2 separate regions of the Homo sapiens genome follow, and region 2 is linked to region 1. Evidence: chromatin contacts called from ENCODE Hi-C or POLR2A ChIA-PET data. All regions are on one chromosome and are shown on one strand. Each heading gives the region's core, a stretch centred on a gene start or an enhancer-like site at or near the end of the contact. The rest is flanking DNA. Distances are from core to core; before and after follow the strand shown.

The links. Hi-C counts contacts between places; a loop is a spot of excess contacts on that map. ChIA-PET counts read pairs that join two places held with the same protein, here RNA polymerase II (POLR2A). Pooled maps may share reads with other maps.
Region 2: a loop to region 1 is called in a map of cardiac septum, with 2.7 times the contacts of the local background. The contact joins two enhancer-like sites. A Hi-C loop is called at or near these places in 2 of 168 maps with a recorded cell type or tissue (cardiac septum and gastrocnemius medialis) and 4 of 50 pooled maps. POLR2A ChIA-PET finds 5 or more read pairs at or near these places in 4 of 52 experiments (AG04450, H1, activated naive CD4-positive, alpha-beta T cell and 1 more).

What each region holds. Positions count from the first base shown.
Region 1 is chr3:126,299,086-126,303,325 of GRCh38, forward strand. It overlaps a transcript of KLF15 not described here. Among named protein-coding and RNA genes, the nearest start is that of KLF15, 56 kb to the right of the region's middle. RefSeq lists a silencer at 2,148-2,348. Within about 2 kb of position 2,151, at least 6 of the 41 ENCODE cell types and tissues checked have a DNase peak (open chromatin) inside an H3K27ac peak, as active enhancers do.
Region 2 is chr3:126,265,668-126,269,907 of GRCh38, forward strand. No RefSeq gene overlaps it. Among named protein-coding and RNA genes, the nearest start is that of ALDH1L1, 87 kb to the left of the region's middle. RefSeq lists enhancers at 1,041-1,750, 1,751-2,461. Within about 2 kb of position 2,069, at least 26 of the 41 ENCODE cell types and tissues checked have a DNase peak (open chromatin) inside an H3K27ac peak, as active enhancers do.

The DNA.
Region 1 (4,240 bases), core at 901-3,400:
ACCCATCCATGACCATGGGATGTATTTCTATTTCTTTGTGTCATCTATGATTTCTTTCATCAGTGTTTTGTAGTTTTCCTTGTAGAGATCTTTCACTTCCTTGGTTAAGTATATTCCTAAGTATGTATGTATGTATGTATGTATGTATGTATTTGTTTATTTATTTATTTTGCAGCTGTTGTAAAAGGAATTGAGTTCTTGATTTGATTCTCAGCTTGGCTGTTGTTGGCGTATAGCAGTGCTACTGATTTATGTACATTGATTTTGTATCCTGAAAGTTTACTGAATTCATTTATCGTATCTAGGAGCTTTTAGTTAAAATGAACTCATTGGTTAGCCCTAATCTGGTATGACTGTTGTACTCATAAAAAGAGGAGATGACTGCCGGGCACGGTGGCTCACGCCTGTAATCCCAGCACTTTGGGAGGCCGAGGAGGGCAGATCACGAGGTCAGGAGATCGAGACCATCCTGGCTAAAACAGTGAAACCCCGTCTCTACTAAAAATACAAAAAATTAGCCGGGCATGGTGGCAGGCGCCTGTAGTCCCAGCTACTCAGGAGGCTGAGGCAGGAGAATGGCATGAACCTGGGAGGCGGAGCTTGCAGTGAGCCGAGATCACGCCACTGCACTCCAGCCTGTCAACAGAGCGACACTCCATCTCAAAAAAAAAAAAAAAAAAAAAAAAAAGGAGATGACCACCCTGACATGCACAGAGGGATGACCACGCGAGGTCACAGGGAGAAGGCGGCCATCTGCAAGCCAAGGAGAGAGGCCTCAGGAGAAGCCCACCCTGCAGACACCCTGATCTCAGACTTCCAGGCTCCGTGACTGAGAGACGATAGAAGTCTGTTGTTTGAGCCCCCGGTCTTTGCTAGTTTGTCGTGTCAACCCAGGCAAACTCATATGGGGTGTACGTGCCCCCACGTGTGGTGACATACCGGTAGCATGGGCCTCAGAAGCTGGCTGTCATGAGGGGAGGCTCCAGGAGCTCCACAGGGGGGTGAATCATCCTGCTGTGTATCAGCAACGGGGGCTCTGGGGACCCGGGGACTTCAGGCTACAATGAGTCAGGTTGTCCCCACCCTGGCCAGGGGACATTAGAGCAGGGTGGTACCAGTTTCAGGAGTAATTGCTGTGGTGGGCAGGAACGAGGCCATCCGACCCCTGAGCGGCTTCCTTTCCTGGCCTCTGCCCTCCCTTCCCTTGCTGTGGCGTCCTGTGCCTATAACAACTGGACCCCACCACCTCACAGCTCAGGCTGGCCCTCGCAGGCACTTCCATCTGCCCTGTGCAGCGCGTCCTCCCAGCGGAGACAGGTCAGTCCTTGCCTGGGGACTACCGGGTGCCCCCAAGGCAGGCCCAGAGCGTCGGGGGTCTTCCTCCACTGCACGGTAGGTGTGGGCAGTGACAACTGGACAGGCATCCTCCCATGGCTCCCCATCTCCCCTGTGACCCCTTGCTCACAATGTGCGGCTTTCCGGCTTCCCCTTTCCCCGTCCCCATGCTCTGTGGGCTCATCACTTGCAGTCCTCCTGCAACCAGAGCCCCAGGTTCTGAGCTCTGTGCTGCCCTCACCCCTGTGAAAGACCCACCTGGCTGAATGGCTGCAGCGACTTCCTCCACAGACCCTGAGCAGCGGCAGTGTGGAGGCTAGACCCAGCCTGCTGACCGGGGCAGGATCAATAGATGGATTAGTGGGGCCAGTGGGTCTTTGCTCTTCCAGAATTCCGAGCAGATACAAGTGCACCTGGTAGAGGAAGCACAAGGAACCATCCTCCATCCTTAATGCACGGAGGGTCCGCTGAACGTCAGGCCAGGGCAAGACTTGAGGGCAGGGAAGTGATCCAGGCCACACATCACTGGGTGCGAAAGGAGGACAAAGAGAGGGTCCAGGTGAAGGGGTGAAGGTCGCACACACAAACCTCACAAAGCCTCACGTTATGGACTGGGCTTTGCTGGAACATGGGAAGTTTCACTTCGCCTGCTGTGCCCCGGTTTCCGCATCTGTTTCTTCTGTGGCTAAATCAGTGAATGCTCTGGACCTCTGCTCTCCACACTCCAGAACTTTTCTTCCTGCCCCATCAAAATGTACCCATGCAGGGTTTCAGTCCTCAGGGCTTTCTGTGTAGCCGCCAGGGCCCATGAGCACAAGGTTTTGACACTGAGAGCAAAGCAGAACATCACGTGTTTCGCTTTCTCGCTAACAAGGAGTGAAGTCCAGGAATTCCAGACCTTGTTTTGCTAATTGTAGAGGCTCTCCAGATTGGACGGCTTCCCAGCTGCCCTCAAATCAGATCTGCTCTTCTGGCTGGCAGACCTAGGAGAGAGCAGAGAGGCAGACATTGAAGAAATAAAACAAGAAAACACACAAGAGCTGCAGAAAAATGAGCTTACAGAGCACTATAGGAATAATAAAACAGGACTCACACGCCGCCACGCACACTCTCTCACCCTCTCTGTTTTCTATTTCACTTATTTCCAGTCTAATCTTTATTACTTCTGCTTTCTTTCTTTTTTCTTTTTCTTTTTTTTTTTTTTTTTTTCTGAGACAGAGTTTCCCTGTTGTCGCCCAGGCTGGAGTGCAATGGCGCCTTCTCAGTTCACGGCAACCTCTGCCCCCGGGGTTCAAGCAATTCTCCTGCCTCAGCCTCCCGAGTAGCTGGGATTACAGGCGCCCGCCACCATGCCCGGCTAATTTTTGTTTTTTTAGTAGAGACGGGGTTTCACTATGTTGACCAGGCTGGTGTTGAACTCCTGACCTTAGGTGATCTACCGGCCTCAGCCTCCCAAAGTGCTGGGATTACAGGAGTGAGCCACCGTGCCCAGACCTGCTTTATTTAAACGTAATTTGCTTTTTTTTTTCCTAGTTTCTTAAGGTGAAAACTAAGGACATTGATTTGAGATCATTCCTCTTTTCCAATACAAGCATCAGTGCTATAAATTTTCTCTAAGTACTGCTTTAATAACATCTGCAAGTATTAATATGTCACATTTTGATTTTATTCAGTTCAAAAACCTTTACAATTTTAAAAAATATCTTCCTTTGCCCATGGGTTATTTAAAAGTGTGCTACTTACTTCTCAAATACTTGGGGGATTTCCAGGTTATCTTTTAGTTATTGATTTCTAATTTAATTCTGTTATAATATGAAAATAGACTTTATGTGACCTTGGATCCTTTAATATTTATTGGGACTGTTTTATGGCCCAGAATGTAGTCAGTCTTGGTAAATGTTCTTCATGCACTACAAAAGAATATGTATCTACTGTTATTGAATTGAGTGTTCTATAAATGTCCATTAGGGCAAGTTTGTTCATAGTGTTATTTAAGGCTTCTATATTGTGGCTGATTTTCTGTTTATTTCTTTTATCAGTTATCAATTATTGAGGTCAGAGTATTTAAATATTAGATTATGATTGTAGATTTATCTATTTGTCCTTGAAGTTCTATCACTTACTGGCTAGTGTATTTTGAGGTTCTGTTATTAGGTGCACAAATGTTTTAGATTGTTATTTTTCTTGATGAGTTGGCTCCATTAATAATGGTAATATGAAATTACCTGTTTTATTTCTGGTAATATTCTTTGCTCTGAAATTTACTTTGTCTGATATTGATATATAATAGCTACTACATATTTCTTTTGATGTGTGTTAGCATGGTATATCTTTTCCCATCCTCCTACTTCTTACTTATTTGTGACTTTATTTTTGAAATAGATTTCTTATAGTAGCATACACTTGAGTCTTGCTTTCTTATCCAATCTGGAAATCTCTGTCTTTTATCTGGAGTGTCATGACCATTTGCATTGAATGTATTTATTGATATAGCTAGGTTTAAATCTGCCATCTTGCTACTTGTTCTCTATTTGTCCTGTCTATTTATTTTTGTTTAATTGAGCATTTTTTTATTATTTCACTTTATCTCTTTTGTTGGCTTATATCTATAACTGTTATTTTAATGGTTGCTTTAGAATTTTTAGTAAACATCATTTATCACAGGTCACCTTCAAGTGATATTATGCCCCTTTATTTACATTAGCCTTTACATTAGCCAAAATACCTTGTTATTACTTTTGGTCCATCAATTAGCTTTTGGAAAGATTCAGATAATAAGAAAGAAGTATTAACATTTCCCACATAGTTACCATTTTCAGGGCTCTTCATCCTTTTTTATAAACTCATATTTTCATCTAGTATAATTTTCCTTCTGCCTGAAGGACTTCTGGTAGTATTTTTTTGG
Region 2 (4,240 bases), core at 819-3,318, 34 kb before region 1:
TGCTCTGATCACCTTGGGCACATGTCGTCAGGACTTCCTGAGGCTGTGCACGGGCATGTCCTCAACCTTGGCAAAATAAGTAAACTTTTTTTTTTTTTTTTTGAGACGAGTCTCCCTCTGTCACCAGGCTGAAGTGCAGTGGCGCGATCTCGTTTCACTGCAAACTTCACCTCCTGGGTTCAAGCGATTCTCCTGCCTCAGCCTCCCAAGTACCTGGGATTACAGCACACACCACCATGCCCAGCTAATTTTTGTATTTTTAGTAGAGACGGGGTTTCGCCATGTTGGCCAGGATGGTCTTGATCGATCTCTTGACCTTGTGATCCGCCCGCCTCAGCCTCCCAAAGTGCTGAGATTACAGGCGTGAGCCTCCACACCCAGCCAAGTAAACTTTTTAAATTAACTGAGACCGGTCTCAGATTTTCAGGGTTCACATAATTTTAATTAATGTCATTTTAATATTACTAAAATTATATTACTTTATTATTTTACAAGCTTTAAAATTGTCGCAAGGCCAAACAAAACGTATCTGTGAGCTGGAAATATGTGGGGCACTGGGGACAGAGGCAGAGTGTCTCGATGGCCTCTGCTGGCATGTGGTGCCTGGCATGTTGTAGGCAGTCAGCAAACAGTTCCTGAATGAATGAATAAATGACTGGATGGATAAGTGAATGAATGAAAGGGTTGGCAGGATGCCCTGGTTCCCACGGGGCTGGGATGCTCACGTTTGCCCCGTATCCCAAGAGAGAACACTGTGTCCAGAGGGAGGTGGTGGAGCTGGCATGGACACAGGGCTGGCTGGCGGCCACCCGCGGCCAGGAGCAGGACTGGGGAGGCCAGGCGCTGCTTGGATCAGCCTTGGAGCCCCTATGGGCACTCCGGTTCTCCAGGCAACAGCTTCCAGTCCTTTAGCCCCTCATGTCACGGTTTAACACACACACAAGCCCCAAAAGAGGCCCCCCACTGCACCCCTCAACGTCCTCTCTGTGCAGCTTTTCCCAGCCCTTCACATCTGCAGGAGACTCAGTCCTGAGAGGCCAGGCCGGGATGGGCGGGGGCTAAGAAGGGAGGGAGGAACCAAGGTTTCTCCTCCAGCCCAGGGAGCCAGGGGCTGGCATTCTGTGTCCAGGACTTCGGGCCCTCTGTGAGCCTCTGTCCGCCAAGGCGATGGAGCTGTGTTTGGAGTCCCTCGTGAGTACAACACTCCACTATTGTGCCTGTGTGCACGCTGTGCCATGGATATGTGCGCCCCTTTTATTTGGGTACACAACCAGCTATGTTTTGTGTGTACACCACTGGAGTTATACGTGGGTAGGGGTGCACAATGTGCAGGCTTCTGGAATGTGAGTGTAGGTCTCCTTGTGTGCAAAAACCACCTACTATGTGCATCGGTTTGAAAAGACCATAGTGTGTGTTTGTACACCAATGTGTGTATGTGTGCCCCACCTGAGGTGTTTCTGTGCATGCAAAGGCTGCGTGTGCGCCCCTGTGTGTGTGCGCACCCTTTTGTGTGCATACACCCTGCTGTGTGTGCCGGTGCGCACATCCCCAGGGCCGAAGCGTGAGAGTGGCCCCGGTGTGTCCCGGCGGCGCTGCTTGGCTCTCTCGCCTCACTTTGAATGCTTACCGTCTGAATCTCCCACTGCAGACGTCAGGCCACGTGGCCCTGAGTGTTCGTGGCGGCCGGGCCGGCTCAGGGATCCCAGGCTGTGGCTCAGGGATCCCAGGCTGTGGCTCTGGGATCCCAGGCTGTGGCGCTGGGGCGGTGCGCTGGCCGTGGGTCGAGAGGTCGCTGCGCCCTGCATTCCTGGCCGCGCGCGCACAGGCTGGAATCCGTACATTCCATTCATAACATTCCCGCAAGCGAGGGGAGGAGACGCAAAGCCGGGGAGTGAGTGATTAAAGAAAAGAAAGAAGGGCTTCTTGCAGCTCCGGGCTGTGTTTTTTCCTGCGCGCCCTGGCGCAGTCCCCGGCTCGGAAAGGCAGGAGCACGTGAGCGGTTTGCAGAGCAGCCCGGCCCAGCCGCGCGCCCGTGGCCGGAGGCTCCATTTACCCTCCGCGGAGGGCGCTGTGCGGCGGCACTTAAGCGGCAGCTTCCTCTCTCCCAGGCGGCCTTTGTGGCTGTGGCCGGGACAGGGAAAAGCTGCCCAGGCCAAGAGGGCGGGGGCGTCAGGGGCAGCCAGCGCCGCCTTTGCGCAACTGAAGCGGATGAAGCCGCCTGCTCTCAGGTCTTCTAAGGAGAAGGTCTTTTTATCACTCCCATTTTACAGATGAGGAAATCGAGGCTCAGAGACAGGAAGTAGCTTGTGCCATTCATTAGGGTCCCAGGCCTGGTACCTCCTCCCGTTGATGGCAGTACCGATTGCCTTTGCAAGGACCCAGCCCTTCACCGTGTGTTTCTGCTCTCCTGACCCCCACATCTCCCTTAGCTCAGTGACACTCTCCTCTGGGACCGTCCTCTTCATCCTCCTGCATTTTCCAGCGCCCCTTCTCTTAGCACTGTGTGTGCCGTCCCACTGCCTCCCCCGCTGAGCTAGGCCTTCCCCCAGGACAGGTCCTGTGAACCACCTGTGCGAGGTCAGTGGGCAGCATGGATCCTAGATGTAGGTGGGCAGTGGGGCAGGCGGGGGTCTATCTGGGGGACGTCCTGACATATGGAGGGATGGAGCATGGCTTTCCTTGAGACAGAGCCGTGAAAACAGGAGAGAAGAGGGAGAATCTGACCTGGCACCCAGGTGGGCAGGGAGGCCCATGGGATGGGGGACGACCAACTTGTCTGGGACAAATGGTGCGAGACACTCTGCCACGACAACTCTGGCCACATCCCAGAATTGGGCAAGGGCAACATGGAGAAGGCGGCTTGATTCCAGGTGCCACTGGCCCTGGCCAGAGGTGAGGCTGGAAAGGGTGCAGGTTTGCTGTGGGCCTCTGAGGACAGCTTTCAGGAGCTGGAGGTTGGGGGCGGGGGGGGGGGGCGGGGAAAGGGGGGCAGCAGGGCAGCCCCTGCAGAGGGAACTGCAAGGAGAAAGGCTACATAGGAGGGAACATGGGGTGGGCCTTCGGGTCACCTAGCAGGCAGATGGGGACAACTGGGTGGTTAGATTATAGAGTACCTTCTTCAGAAGCCCGAGGGCAGAGCGATGTCTTTGCACGCCCTCTGCTACACTTCACACAGGCTGGCATCCTGTATTTGTTCAGTTGATTGTTCCTGTCTGCCTCCCAGATTCACCTGCAGAGCAGAGTAGGTGCTTAGAGGTTTGCTGATTGATGAAGAAGGTGCTAGAACAGGCTGGGCCCTAACACTCCCTGCTTTGTCAACCAAACATCAGGTTAAAACACCAGGTAGGAGCCTGTCCTGGGCTGGCGAGGGCTGGCCAGGTAATTGAAGGTCATCTCAGCAGGGCACTCCCCCCGCTCAATCGCCTAGAGCCATTCCCCAGTGTGGTGTGACCTTGGGCAAACCCCTTCATGTCTCTAGCCTCTGTGGGCAGCAGTGGTCCTGGTGTCTCCATCATGAGGGAAGTACAGACAGCACTAGGAATGCTGTCTGCACAGAGGTCACTCAGTAGAGGTGTGCTGGCTCTTTCTTCATCACTGACCTCTTCATCCTCCTGCATTTTTCTGGCCACGATGAGCTCCTCTGAAGCCGTCCTTCCAGCACAGAAACTCCAAGTTGCCCTGATTTGTGTTCACAAAGGCACCAGTTTTCAGCAGTTTAGAGGACTGAGTGGTTCTCAAAGTGGTCCAGAGAGCTCTGGGGCCCCGATACACTTTCAAGGCATCTTCAAGGTGAAAACTCTGTTCGTGACAATGTTAACATGTTACTTCTGTCTCATTCTCTCTCAGGGGTATGGCAGCAACTTCCAGCAGGTATGATGATGTCACTGCTCCGACAGCCAATGGGCAGGGGCCATGACGTCACCACTCTGACAGCATGTGTTCCTGGGCTTTAAAAGTTCCTCCAAAGTTGGTTAAGGGATACAGACATACAGTTAGGTAGAAGGAACAAGTGTTATAAGTTAACAATATTTTCTTGTATATTTCAGTATAGCTAAAAGAGATTTGTAATGTTCCCAACAGAAAGAAAAGACACATGTTTAAGGTCTTATATATCCCAGTTACCTTGATTTGATCATTGCACATTGTATATGTGTATCAGAATATCACATGTACCCCCAAAATATGTACAACCTAATATAGATCAATAAAAATAAATAAGCTTTTCATTTTCATTTCAAAT